Linked DNA regions of Homo sapiens: region 1 is linked to region 2. The links are chromatin contacts, found by Hi-C or POLR2A ChIA-PET in ENCODE. All regions are on one chromosome and are shown on one strand. The core of a region is the stretch at or near the end of the contact, and the rest is flanking DNA. Distances in the headings are between cores, read along the strand shown. Region 1 has its middle 110 kb from the start of LINC01814. Region 2 holds the start of LINC01814 (long intergenic non-protein coding RNA 1814).

The links. Hi-C counts contacts between places; a loop is a spot of excess contacts on that map. ChIA-PET counts read pairs that join two places held with the same protein, here RNA polymerase II (POLR2A). Pooled maps may share reads with other maps.
Region 1: a loop to region 2 is called in a map of GM12878, with 4 times the contacts of the local background. The contact joins the enhancer-like site here to the promoter of LINC01814 in region 2. A Hi-C loop is called at or near these places in 5 of 168 maps with a recorded cell type or tissue (B cell, GM12878, OCI-LY7 and 1 more), 4 of 37 single-sample maps with no recorded cell type and 10 of 50 pooled maps. POLR2A ChIA-PET finds 5 or more read pairs at or near these places in 3 of 52 experiments (GM12878, OCI-LY7 and activated T-cell).

Annotation. Positions count from the first base shown.
Region 1 is chr2:8,473,524-8,480,522 of GRCh38, forward strand. No RefSeq gene overlaps it. Among named protein-coding and RNA genes, the nearest start is that of LINC01814, 110 kb to the right of the region's middle. RefSeq lists an enhancer at 1,935-2,104. Within about 2 kb of position 4,153, at least 12 of the 41 ENCODE cell types and tissues checked have a DNase peak (open chromatin) inside an H3K27ac peak, as active enhancers do; they include GM12878 and OCI-LY7, where a contact is called at or near this core.
Region 2 is chr2:8,581,726-8,589,134 of GRCh38, forward strand. It overlaps LINC01814 (long intergenic non-protein coding RNA 1814), which reads right to left and starts at 2,067. Exons shown (of 6, transcript NR_110257.1): 1 at 1,992-2,067. RefSeq lists a silencer at 1,958-2,327 and enhancers at 2,005-2,684, 2,685-3,363, 5,607-6,259.

The DNA.
Region 1 (6,999 bases), core at 2,903-5,402, 110 kb before region 2:
ATGTGGAGTATGAGGCTGAGAGGTACATGACTTCCCTCCAAAGCCTGGTGGAACCAAGTCTGTCTGGAGGCCCTACCACTGCCACACACCTTCCTGGTGTTATTTGTAGCTCTAGAAGAAGAGAAGGACTCTAAGGTCAAAGGTGTTAGAGGTATTGTAATGAGATGATGAACCAGGAGGCCTCTGGCATTCCCTCTCCCTCTCCTAAGATGGTCCTTCTTTACAGACATGGGCAGAACTAAAGCCTTGGAAAGAGCCTAAGCAGACAAGCAGCCAGGGAAAAGGGCACCCAGGTCCTGGCTGGCACCAGCCTGGCTATGGAGTCCTCCCCACAGGAAAAAGATGCCGATGTCAAGAAACTCAAGCTTAAGTCAGTAACAGCACCCTGATGGCCTTGGTCACTTCCTCAGGGCACCTGGACACACCCCAAGGCCTTACAGAATTTCAAATTTGGTTCAATGGCAGTGTCTGATTTTCTAGACTTACAAATCTGTAGATTATCCAGAAGAGCAACCAAAGTGCAATTATTTTTATGGTGGTCTCTGCTGTAAGACATTTTGCAAATTCAGAGTCCTATGCTTCAGAATGAAAGCTCTTCCCAAACTCCAGGGTCAATGGATTAAAGGAATGGATCTGGCTCTTGGCAGTGCCTGGGATGGCCAACATGCAAGCTCCCTAACCCCTTACCTCCTCCCTAACCCCTCACCTGTGTTACAGGTGAGACAGCCCTGTCGGTTCTCCTAGGGAAGGGGAGATGCATCAAACTGATGACAGCTACAGAGTGCTGAGACACGGAGTGGACATGGACACCAAGATGGCCGTAGGAGCTGCTGATGAAGCAGTGCCCGAAGTGACTGCTATTAGGAATAGCACAGAACGAGTTTCTTCATCACCTCCTTCGAGAGGGTGCCGTGATGGAACAGACGTAATTTTCACCCTCAGCTGGGGTGGACACCCTGCTATACAGTGATTAGCTCTGTGATCTTGAAGAGGTCATTTCAATTCTTGGCCCTTTGTTTCCTCATCTGTAAAATAGGGTTGACAACGTCCACCTTACAAAGGTTTCATAAGAATTAAAGGAGAGGGCTGGGCACAGTTGCTGACACCTGTAATCCCAGCACTTTGGGAGGCCAAATAGGGCAGATCACTTGAGGTCAGGAGTTCTAGACCAGCCTGGCCAACTTGGTGAAACCCAGTCTTTACTGAAAATATAGAAATTAGCTGGCCGTAGTGGTGCATGCCTGTAATCCCAGCTACTCGGGAGGCTGAGGTAAGAGAATCGCTTGAACCTGGGAGGCGGAGGGTGCAGTGAGCCAAGATTGTGCCACTGCACTCCAGCCTGGGTGACAGAGCAAGACTCTGTCTCAAAAAAAAAAAAAAAAAAAAAAAAGAGAGAGAATCAAAGAAGGGGATGTGGGAAAAGCCTTTGGCCCATAGTAGGTCTTCAACAGAAGGGAGCACACTTTGGTGAGAGCCTGAAAGGTTAGCGACCTATAGCTAGGCTTCTAAACAGAAACCCCAAGAATGGGATTCCCCATGGCAGCCAGGAACCCCTGCAGCCTGCAAGGTGTGTATATGGCCCAATGGGCCCACCATGGAAAAGAGCACCACCCCCTGCCCTAATTAGCCTCAGGCGCTGAGGGCCCTTAAAGAATTGTGAGAGATCTCTGATGCACAAATTAGATGCATTTGCCAAAGGAAGTTACAATGTTTAGCTTTCCTTCTACTTCCAGAATCAAGTGCTCCAAATAAACACTTCCAAAAGTGCAGGCCTAATGGCTGCATTAGGTGCTAACAAATCGTTAAAAGGTGGATGATTTTTTCTCGTGGTTTCTCACCCAACTCCCCCCAGCAGGCTTCCTCAAATGATTGATGGTCTCCATGGCAACCGTGGAAGTCCTGCTCACCTGAATTCCCCAACCCCGTCACTCAACCAGTTTGCAGGACAGTCGGGACTGCACTGAGCCCTCCGGGATCCCTGAACAAAGGTTATTTTGAAATAGCTTACGTGGCCAGGAGGTGAGTACTTTGTTCCTGAAACCAGGTGCTGAGATGACAAATACTTCCCCTTAACGGTTGGGGCTTCATCAGACAGGGGACCGTAGGTCTGATGTACATTAGAATAATCAGATGAATTGAAACAAGGAAGAGCATCAACCAGGCTATAGGCCTGTGAGCAATTTCTGTAGAAATGTAAGCCAAAGAAGTGATGTTAGGCTCCACAAGTAGCCATTGTTTGTAACATTTCTGCAATAGCACCACCTGAAAAAGCAGCCACTTATTGTCAGGGCTCTTAAAAAAAAAATAAATACTTCCCTAAAATCAGCGCAGCACACGTCAGTATAACGGCTGTCACCTGCTAGCTGTTTGGACCGTGCTAAAACCTTTTTCCATATTCAAAAAGGTTGTTTCAACTACATTTAAGCAGGAAAAATCAATGAGGGAAAATCACAAACTGGATCCGGCTACAAGGAGCTCAGAGAGGAGAAAATCAGGCTTTCCCAGCCTGCAGAGCTCCCTGCCAGACAAATGACAATGACAGGGACTGAAATTAAAAGAGAAGGGACACAACGCCCTTTCCACTTAACTCCAAGGGCAAGCTCTTTTGGTTTGCAGCTACATTTGCCAACCCCTCACCTAGGATTCTCCCGAGAGATATAGGAGACATTTCCAGACTCTCAAAGGAGCCCATAAAATTGCTTTAGAAATGGGACTAACCTTTTGCAAGGTGAGAAGTCTGCCTTCATTACATATCTTAGGAAAAAAAAATAACTATGAGAAGCAAGACTCGAAATCTACCACAAGAAAACACCAACAACAAACGGAATTAATAACTCTGAACACCAAAGAATGTACCTGCTCTTTCATTCAACCAGCTTTTATTAAACTATTACCTACCAGACACTGTGGGAGTTACTGGGATGTTGGGGTGTATAATTCTGGATCTGTGCCCTGGAGGAGCTTGTATGGGAAAGACAGACACTAAACAAACAGTTGCGACACCGTGGACTAGCCCTGTGCCAACAGCAGGAATGAGGTGATATGGGAGCCAATTCACCCACTTGGAGGCTCAAGAACAGGGGGATTTTGCCAGATGCAGCAGGGTGATGATAGGATTAGACAGGATGATAATGGAAGTCCAGAAATGTGAGTTACAGCCTGTAATCCCAGCACTTTGGGAGGCCGAGGCGGGTGGATCATGAGGTCAGGAGATCGAGACCATCCTGGCTAACAAGGTGAAACCCCGTCTCTACTAAAAATACAAAAAATTAGCCGGGCGCGGTGGCGGGCGCCTGTAGTCCCAGCTACTCGGGAGGCTGAGGCAGGAGAATGGCGTGAACCCGGGAAGCGGAGCTTGCAGTGAGCCGAGATTGCGCCACTGCAGTCCGCAGTCCGGCCTGGGCAACAGAGCGAGACTCCGTCTCAAAAAAAAAAAAAAAAAAAAAAAAGAAATGTGAGTTACAGCCACACCTTAAGGCACACCTCTCACTTCCTTAGTGCCCTATGAGAATGCCTGGCCCCTACGGCTGCAGAGCAGTACAAAGGTTAACGAGATGTGGGAAACCACTCAGAATTTTTATGCTAAAGTCATTACATTTGAGAGCGATTTCATATTGGCTGGACTTTGGTCTCAGTCAATATGATTTCATCTGGCACCATTTATGTTACCAACTTAAACTGGCTGCTATTTCCCCAAAAAAGTATTTCCCTAAAAATCTTCACATATATGTCTGCCTTTTCATCAATTAAGGAGTATTTACTGCACACCTCCATGTGTTCATATCCTATTTGACATCTATAAATGAATCTTAAAAAGTGCAACTAAGCAAGCGTGTATCAGTGGCATCCATCTTCTGGTTTTCCTTTTCATTTTGATTGGTTTGCTATTCAATATGTACGTGCAATTTTTTTCTTCAAGAAAGGATTCAGCCTATCACACTTGTCTGTGTTTTTGGTTTCTGTGGAAAGAGCCTAACATGCAGTGGACACCAGGATAATGGCATTTGGCAACAGAGGTCAATGCTACCTGTGGGGACTGGGGTTTCACTATCCCCAGGAAATGGACCTACATGTTAACAAGGAAAGTTTGCCATTTACCGGGCTTCTGATGGTAACAGATTTGAGAGAACTAGCTGGTGAGTGGCACCAACAAGAAGTCAGCGATCCATCCGGGGTGGCCCAGGCTCAGCCACACAAGAGAAACTGCACTGTCCTCTGCACCCACGTCTGACATTGGTCCTCCCGTGAAGCTTCATGGGGGTGAGGACCAATGCTCCAGGGAACTCCTCCAACACACAGGATCGGGCCCTCCCCCTCCTCATCTGAGTTATATCTGGGCTCTCTTTTTCTTTAAGGGGACAAAGGAGAAAGAATGCCAAGCTTACTGGTGCATTAAATGATTGAGAAATGTTTGCCATTTAAAGCTGTTTCACTTCCTGCCTGATACCACAAAGAAGCTTTTTAATGAAGTTAGCCTTTGCCTTTCTCAATGCCACTATGCGCCTGGCTTGTTTTGCCCACTTTCTGTTTTCAAAGCTAGGTATGATCAGGAAACACGTGGTTTCTATTGTTTCAAACAAGTAAATTTCAATTCAGTCAATTTAGGGGAAAAAGTCAGGGGGCGTCCAAAGGACAGGGTAGAGGGGCGGAGCATACGAGGATGGCCGAGGGGGCACAGACAGCAGGCAGCGGGGTCCAGGTCTTCACCCTGCTCTGAAGGGGCCTGGCTGCCCTAAGTCAGCCCAGGCTCCCACGGGAAGCTGAGCCCTCAGGCTTGGGGGGTACTATGGGCTCCCAGAGTAGGGCCCCCCTCATTCCACACGTGCCCTTGCTGACTAAACCCTAAGCCCCAGGGTTGGCACATGACTTTCCACAGCTACAGCCAAAAAGACAAACACCACAAATTGCTTCGTGACCCCTTGTCAAGAGTGCTCCCAAAATGAGAAAATCTATACCACAAGAGTCCTACCACTGGGACACAGCCAACTTCAGGACCAGCACGAAAGCCCTGGCCAAACCATCCTGCTGCTACTAAAGTATGAGTTGTCCATATGACTGACAGAATCTCTGGTTTAAAGTAACTGTGGCTACTGCTTCTTCAGTGCTTATGGGCATGTCGGGTACTTAGCACTTGGTGTACGCCTATTCATTTAATCTTCCCAGCATCTTGCAAGACAGGTGTCGCTATCTCTTTTTACAGATGAGGAAACAGAGACAGAAAGAAGCTAAGGAATTCCAAGGTATCTGGGTCAGCTGCTGATGCAGCCCTACCCAAGGTGTGAGAATGTAAGTCCATGCTCTGTATTACCAAGTACAGTGTTCCAGGGTTTTCTGTTCTGCCCCCACCTCCACCCCCAGCCAATACCTATGTTTGAAAAAGGCCCGTTTCTAGCAGCGTGTTCATATTTATTCATTAAGTACTTATGAAGGGTCCACTGTTGGTCAGGTCCTGGAGATAAAGAGATGAATATCATGGTATCTGTCTTCTACACGTGTACTCTCCAGTACCCTCCACGATGGTGCCACTAGCCACATGTGTCTATTGATTGCTCAAAATTTGACTAATATGAATTGAAATACGTAAAGTGTAAAATACACACCAGGCTTCAAAATCTTCTTATGAAAAAAGTGTAAAATATCTTAATCATGTTTCTATTGAATCTTATTGAATCTATGTTAAAATTATATTTTAATATATGGATTAACTAAAATCATTTTTATTTCCATGCATTTCTTTTCCTTTTTAAAACGTGGCTGCTAGATAGTTTGAAGTGACCTACGTGGCTCACGTTCCATTTTTATCGGATTGCACTGCGCTAGAGGCACATGTCTGGAGAGGAGGAGACGTGAACAGAGCTGTCCCCATGGCCCAGGCAGGCAAGGAAAGCAAAGGAAGCATGAAGGGAGGCCAGAGGAAAGCAAGGGAAATGCCACGCCTGCCTTACGAGCTCCGACAGGGAAGTCGAGCCCTCTTATCAGTGGTCTAGTTGACTGGAGAGATAATCTACCACGCTCGCCAGCCTGTTCTGGAGAGACTCAATGACAACCCTATCACGTTAGAGGACCTGGCTCAGCAGTAGAACACAGGCTGGCAGCAGAGACTGTGGGATTCAGCTCTGGACACCAGCACCAGCTCAGATGGGAGCTCTGCTGTGGTTTTCACTTTGCTCTGGCTTTATTTTTATCAAAAGTATTCCAGGCCCCAAACCTCCCTCCTTAAACTTCCAGGAGAGGTTCAAAAATCCCACCTGCCTTATTTATGTAAACCATTCCTCTCCCCTCAGCCCCTTGGCAGCTCGTGATATACACTCTTTGTTGCTTACTCAGTGTCCACTCCTCTGTCGTATCTTACTGGAAGAAGCCCATTTGGGTTCAGAAAAGCCATGGGTCCAGCAGCCCCAGGCGATGGGTCCTGATCCTCTGTCTAAGCCAGTCTTGATAATTTCACTCCTCACTGCCCAGCCTGCCCTGAAGTTAGGGGTGGGCTGTCACTCAGTTCTGACATGACACCAAGGCCAGAGACTGCTTTGGGGCCAGTGTCTAGAAAACTTTGGATTCTTGGTAAAATGAGACAGATGAGGTTCAAAATGTCTCTCCTGCCCCAAACATCTTCATTCTGCCCCAGACGTGACCACTGCAGCTCCAACAGCCATATTGCAAACAAGAGAAGAATTCTAAGAAAACTGCAGAAGGTTAGTGCTAATATCACCGAGTTTATGAACCAGCACCAGTAACCACTGACCTCCAGTCTTCCTGTTACATGAGGAAAAATAAACTCCTCATTACTTAAAAGCCATAGAGTCAAGCAGTCAGATATGCTGTTACTTGCAGCCTTTGACATATACAAACCAAATATAAAGCGGGAAAATCGTTTGTCCAAAAATGTAGACTGTTCCAAAGAAACTCAACATCAACATCAACCACTTCCCACATCACTCTCTGCCTGATATTTAAGCACATTTTAATCACAATTCCCAGGGAACTCTGTGTGTTCTTCTC
Region 2 (7,409 bases), core at 817-3,316:
GGCCGATGGAGGCCAGACCTGGAGATGTGGGAGCCAGGGCACAGGGCCCCAGCGCTAACTTTTGACCACTGTGGACACACACTTCAAGTGCATCACCTCAGCAGCACTGGTCCTGAGAACTCTGGGGAGATGGCAGGCAGTCCTCTGGCTTCCAGGGTCTACTCATACGCTAAGCTCAAGATTGCTGGAGCTCTGAAGGGGCTCTGTGCCACACTGCGGGCTCCTTCCACTGTTTCGGGCATAGCACTGAACCCCGAAGAAAGTTCCAGGCCTAGTTCTGGAACCTCTAGCACATCCCTGAATTTCTCAGAGCTTCAGTTTCTTCCACTGCTCTGCCAAGGGAAGGGAGTCACCTCGTCACCAAGGCATCGTCCAGGTCTGACACTCCATGACTGTGATTCCATTTGGTTTCTTTAAATCCCATTTTTACTTCTTGCTTTAGCACTAAAGCAAACTCCAGGCACTAAACTCAGGAGATGGGCCCATCTCTTTTGCCCCAAGTCCTAACACTCCAGAAAAGGCATCTGGAGCAGTCTGTTCCTTCTGATGCAAAATAAATCCACTGACACTCATCCTCCCTGGGCACCCAGGCCCAGAGCCCAGAGAACAGGCGGCTGCCTAGAGGCATCAAGGCCACCAGCCTCTTTCCCCCTCCACTGCCCTTTAAGTCCTTCCCTGGGCTTGGCTGAGGAGGCAGCAGGGAAAAGAGGCACAACTGCAGGAGAAAGGAGGAGGGCGGGTGGACGTGGCCAGACCCAGGAGGCTGCAGGGAGCTGGGACTCAGCACAGCAGCCTGGGAACTCCACTTTCAGCCTCGGCTAAAACCCCATGCCCAGAGTTCCTCAAAAAGCCCCTCAAGTCCCTCAAAGGCCCCAAAACATGCTGGGTGCTGAAGACAATGGCCTGCAAGCTTCACATGAGAAACTGAGACCCTCTGTCCCCACTCTTCCAGCAAGTTGAGGCCATTTTCTAGGAATGGTGAAGTCAAAGAAGCTGCTCTTTTCACATTACTCAGAAACACGCACTACCCCCAATCACAGATGCCAGCCATGCACAGGGGCCCGTTCTGAAGGCAGGGGCAGGTGCACCAGCCCAGGAGCCCAGAGAAACTACAGCCAGCGCTGCCTCGGCTTAGGGAACCTGCGGCCGGCTTCCTGGGTACAGCCATCGTAGGAAAGAGGGCCTTTCCTCAGCCAGCATCCCTGCCCCTTCCTCCACCACCTTCCCTCTGTGGGACTGCTCCCAGGCAGACCTGGGGCCTCAGCCAGCATGGGCAGGAACTCCCAGAGGACACGGGAAGGACTCCTGAGGTGCGGACTGGAGGTATGGGCGCCTTGCAGCACAGGGCCTAAGAGGAGAGAAGCAGCTCAGCCTCCCCAGGTGGAAGGAGGCACCCCTTTCCTTCCAGGACAGCAACCTGTTGGTTTGTCCCAGGCCTGGTCAGGTGGGGCGAGGCTGCTCCTGGCGAACTAGGGACTCCTCTGCCCAAGCCCCTTCTCAGGGGAGGAGACCGGCATCCTACACACCCATGTCCACCATCCATGAACATTTACTGATCTCTCAGTAAGTCCCAGACCCTGTGCTAGGGTCCCTGCGATCACGAGCTCATAGACCAGATAAGCGCAGAGAAAGTTGTAATTAAACTACCCAATGCAGAACAATGACCAGCCCAGGTCAGGATACAGACCCAGGGCCATGGCTTAAGCAGCAGAGGGCCTGGGGCGTGGGCGGGGGTGCAGGGGAGGGAAAGGTCCAGAGAGAGGGTGTGACCCTGCAGGTCCGGCATAGCCAGGCATGAGGGCACTCCAGGTGGGAATGTGCCGCCCCAACCCCGGGCACCCCCCGGGGAATCCGGCGCCCGGTGACACAGGCCGCCCTCTTTGAGGGCCTGGATTGAGGAAGTTGGGGTCAGAGCTCCAGACTGGAGTCCCTCTTGCTGAATTCCCCTTCCAGACATCAGAGGCAAAGAGGAACCCTCATTCAGAGACCACCTGCACCAGCGCTTCCGGGCTGGGTCAGAAAAACAGGTCGTCCTCGCCGCCCGCGCCGGCGCCTGCAGCAGGTTCCTCTTCTGGGAGCCAGCACGCAGCCAGAGCTCCAGGGAGGGGGGTGCACCCCGGGGGTGGGACCCACGGGGCGGGGCCAGGCGACACCTCGCCCACTGCCGTGACTATGCCCAGCCCCAGCCAAAGCCCGCCCACTGCCGCAGCATGCCACGCCCCCTCCCGGCCCGCCTCGCAGGGTCATGTTCAAGGTCCTGCCCACCGCTCCTCCCACAATCCAGCCTCAGGGAGGGCCTCCAGGCTCACCTTCCCAGCCTCATTCCGCACAGCTTGCTACTCTCCACACGCACCGCCTCCCGTCTCCAGGCATACCAGCCGACCTGTTGGTCGCCTCTTTTCAAGTCCCCCTCATTGCTTAAGACCTTTCATCATTCCTAGGCCTGTGTATAATCTTTCTCTCTTTTACACCCCCCGCCCCTACCCTGGCAATCAGGGCACACATCGAATCCTGCCGGCTACTTTAACAGCTTCAGGCAGACCCCCATGGTTTCCTCCCGGCGAGGCACTTTGAAGTCCTGAAGAAATAAGTGTGAGGTGGTATGAGAGGGGCTCCTCGGTGACTTCCACAGGCCTCCATATCAGGCCTTCCCCTGCAGAATTCCATGGACCTCTCGGGGGTCCAGGACTCCTTCACAGCAGGGAGGCCCCGAACAGGAACCTCGGGCCCTGCCTCGGGATCAGCGGGATCAGCGTTCCTCCGGGGCTGACTGGAGAACTTTCCTTTATCTGCAGGACCCGCTGGGGTCTCCCGGGCCTAGGCTTCCCTCGGAACTGCATCTCGAAGGGCAGCTCAGCTCGCACTCCGCGCACCTACTGTGTGCTCTCTAAGCTGGACACCAGGAAAGCTCTGCGACTCTGCTGTGAACTCTGGGGTCAGTGAGACCCCGGGGTCAAAAGCTGGCTCTGCCGCTCACCATGGCTGTGACCCTGAGAAAGTTGTCTAACTTCCCTGAGCTTCGGTTTCCTAAGCTGCAAAATGGGAACAGCAATCGTTGTCTGTCTTGCAGCCTTGTTACAATGGCCGAAGGAAAGAGCATGGCACGGAATGGGTTCTCAGTTAGAGGCTACAGAATACCCAGCTCCTCCTGCAGGTGAAGAGCACCAGCTCTGAGCCAAATGACCTGAGCTCACACACGGGCTCTGCCAGACACTGGTTGCATAACCTTGAACAAGTTTCCTCATCTTTCTGTGCCTCGGTTTTCTCATCTGTAGAATGGGCATAACATGGTGCAGTGTTTCTACTTGGGAGGGATAAAAATGGTCTGGAAGTTGATAGTGGTGACGGCTGCACAACCCTATGAATATAATTCACATCGCCAGGTTCTGATATGAATTATAAAATATAAATTATAAAAATGATAAGCTTTATATATTTTTCCACAATTTTTAAAAATATGCCAAGAAGCAATGGATTGTACACTTTCAATGGGTAAATTGTATAGTACGTTAATTTCTCTCACTATAACTGTTTTTAGAAAATGTTAAGAATGGAGATAATAATAATGTTACCTACCTCTAAGGGTCATTAGAGGAGAATGAATGAGTTCACACAGTGCTTAGAAGAGCTTACAATAGTGACCAGCACAGGATAAACCCTTAACTGGTGTTGACTGTCATATCAAATATACCTCATATGTCACTTCGTTTCATCTCTGAAACAACTCTACGGGTTAAAATGTATTTTTCCTTATTTTATGGGCAAGAAAATTGACAATCAGAAAAGTTAAGTCACTTTTTTTTTTTTTTTTTTTGAGACGGAGTCTCACTCTGTCGCCCAGGCTGGAGTGCAGTGGCGCGATCTCAGCTCACTGCAAGCTCCGCTTCCCGGGTTCACACCATTCTCCTGCCTCAGCCTCCTGAGTAGCTGGGACTACAGGCACCCCCCTCCACCACGCCCGGCTAATTTTGTTTTTGTAGTTTTAGTAGAGACGGGATTTCACCGTGTTAGCCAGGATGGTCTCGATCTCCTGACCTCGTGATCCACCCGCCTAAATGCTGGGATTACAGGTGTGAGCCACTGCGCCTGGCCAAGTTAAGCCACCCATGTGGAAGTTGCAGAGCCAGGATTCAAACCCCAATTACGTCTGATGCCACAGTTAGTCCAGGTCTTGGGGAAGATGTTGAGAAGATGGTATGTCGCTGTCTTACCTGGCTGAGTAGCCACAAGCAACAAGCCAAAGGGCACCCTGAGGGGAGAACACTGTGGCTCTCAGTGGCCGCCTCGGGAGAAACAGCAGCAGCTACACCTGCAGGTGGGGGGTGGGGAAAGAGGCTGCGGTAGGCAAGCGAGTGGTGGAGATGGGGGAGGATGCAACTTCCCTGATCCATTTAGAACTGAAACGTCCCACTCACTAGTGCCACCAGCTCCCACTATAGCCAGTGCACCTGACATGCAACAAGAGCTTGAAACCGCGTCACCTTCCTGAGGAAACAGAAGCATGACGGGGTTTGGGGATCGGTGAGAGTCTGGGTTTTCTGGGGCCTTTTTCATTTTGTTTGAGGATCCTTTTTAAATTGTTATTATTCGACCCACTCAGAAATGCCTGAACTTTCCGCTTCCAAGTTGGCTGGAAATCACCTCACAGGGACGTTGCTAAGTGAAAATTAAAGTTCTTGACATTTGAGATGTCATCCTGCTCAGACACGAAAGAAAAGGTCACCAGTGTAAAGGGTAACCCATGAGTGGTGAGGTTCCCACAGCAACACCCAAGTAACACCAGATACCTCTGAGATTGCTGCTATCAAGCCACAGCCCCCAGGAGCTCCCAAGCAGGGGGCCTCCCCCTTGGCTGGAAGAGCAGGAGAAGATTCTGGGCTCCATGAGAGGGCTGGCAGCTGTAGAGGCTGCCTGGCCTGGGATGCTCCATTCCCCTTCAGGATGTCCAGCTGGGCTGGACCGGCCTCTTCCAAAAGTGGAACTCGCATTTGACCCCTGGGGGAGGCCATGGTAGATCTGAGGGAGCCAAAGAGGTCCCCAAGCCAGTCCAGGAGGCAGGACAGGGGCCTGGAGCCAGGAGACAGAGCAGTGGATTCAAAGCCAAAGGGGCTGGGTTGATTCACTTTCTTCTCACGGCAGCCATCCGAAGCGAGGGCTGCTGTGATTCATGGTGGGGGAACAGCTAGAGCCATGGGGCGGCCGGTGGGACCAAATCAAAGGGTGATGGCCAGGCACGAGCGCTGCCAGAGGTGGCCCGTGCCGGCCTCACAGGGCAGCGAACGGGGTCCGGGTCAGGTCACGCCTCAGGAGCCAGAACAGCTCATGTCAAACCAAGACAAGGTGTGAACCAGGTCAAGATAGCTCACCTTCAAATCTGAAAACAGCCCCACGTTGAGGACAGGTTTGCAGCAAACCTAAAACCTGGAATTTGAGAGGTCAAACACAGTCCCAGTCTAAACACATTTGCTTTAAAGTAAGAAAAAGTGAGGTCTGGAGCACATCTGGAGTTTCACATCTGGAGTGCAAGTGGCACCGTTCAAAACGGGACTTCGCGTTTGAGCCCAAGGCCCCCTCGGCTCCCTGGTCACCTCCCCGACCGGGGGCAGAGCAGATGAGCTCCAGACAGCCAAGGGGGCAGCACTCCAGCTTCCTCCCCTCCCTCCTCCCAGGCCTGCAGGGGAGAGGAACTTTCACCCACGTGGGGGCCCCTCCTCCACTGCAGCTCTTCATCTTAGAAAGATGCCAGGTAGGATGTAACCTGTGGCCACCGCGGCAGCACGGCCACCCCATCCTCCTGTCCCGACGGCACAAAATGGCTGCTGGGTCCTTCTTCCACTCTGCAAAGTAGTTGGATCTCCTTCAGCAGTGGTCCTCAGACCATGGCTGTCCCCTCGGTCTCCAACTTATTCTCTCCCTCCGGCCATCTTCCAACAGCCTCCTAGCTGGCTCGCAGTGACATGCAGCGTGAGCTACCAGCCCTCCATATCAGGGACCCCCCAATGTGAGGGCCGCAGAGCTGTGCCCAGGGCTTTACCCGAAACCTGAATGCTTCAGGGACCAGGCACAACCAGGTGAAGCCCTCCAGGGCCTCTCGCCTTCTCACGTAAGTAGTGCTTCAGTCCTGAGCTCCGCCCTAGCAGCCCTTGTATATGGGTCCCAAGCTCTAGTCTAAATACCCAGTGTCTGTCTCAGTGGTGAACACGAGTTGAAGGCTTTATGCTGTGGTATAAAGTCATCCCCATTCTACAGATTGGGAAACCAGGATCCAGTGGGGCAGGTGGGAACCTGGTAAATGGCAGAGCCCAGTTTGAAGCCAGGCCTGCCTGGTGGAACCCTGTGCCACCAACCCTGGAGAAACCCACCTGGCCTCCTCTGCTCAGGCCCCTGTGCCACCAACCCTGGAGAAACCCACCTGGCCTCCTCTGCTCAGGCCCCGCACTGACCCTGCTGGCTTCTCCACAGCCCCATCAAGCCCCACAGGTCCTCAGAAGGTCAAAAGCCTCGGAAACAGTTCAGCCAGAACAATTTTGCCACCCAAATGGTGACTCAAGGAGGGAGGCAGAAGAATGCGTAAGTCTCCCCCCAGCTTCTGCAGCCTCATTCATCTCTAAGTCTGGTCCCTGCTTCTACTTATTCAACAACATCTTAGTGCATGCTGGGTGCTGCTGGGAGCCCCCTGCCTGTACTAACACACTGGGCCACCTCACGGATATCATTCCCATTTCACAGATGGAAAAACTAAGGCAAAGGGTGGCTGCATGGACCATCTTACCAGCGCTAAGTAGGGAAGTTGGAATCTGAACCCAGACCATGCGGCTCTAGGGTCTCTCTCCAAGGAGGGGACTACCTGGTGAGACTGATCTCAGTCACCCTCCCTGCCCCAGAGCAGCCCTTACTTTCCCTCCTCCAAGCTATACACCATCCTGACCATGCTGCTGCTCATACAGGAGGGGAAGGAAGGTTGATGGTGTGAGATACCAAAGGGCTGTGATGCCTTTTTCATTTTAAGAAGCCACATCCTTTCCCACCTTACAAGAATAGTCATTGGAGGGCAAAAATAGATGGCTCATTAGCTATTGATTCATATTGCTCTGGAAGATGATTTTGAAATATGCACCAGCCACAGCCTCGTAGGATCATTAGGATACACCTATAGCCCGTTTCCTGCATCCCAAGAAGAAGTTTATACAGAGCTGTCAGGTCAGTTGGGTACAGTAGAAATCTCAGCTAAAACAGTCTCACCTGACAACACCAGTGCACTCCCGGGGCACCAGGGGACATCAGAGGCATTGTTACCCCTGGAGGACTGCAGTCAGAGGGGCTGGGCACTCAAAGCAGACACTGTTTAATGGAATAGCCGAATATTATGACATCTTACAACATCTGCAAGCCAAGAACTCACAGCAGGG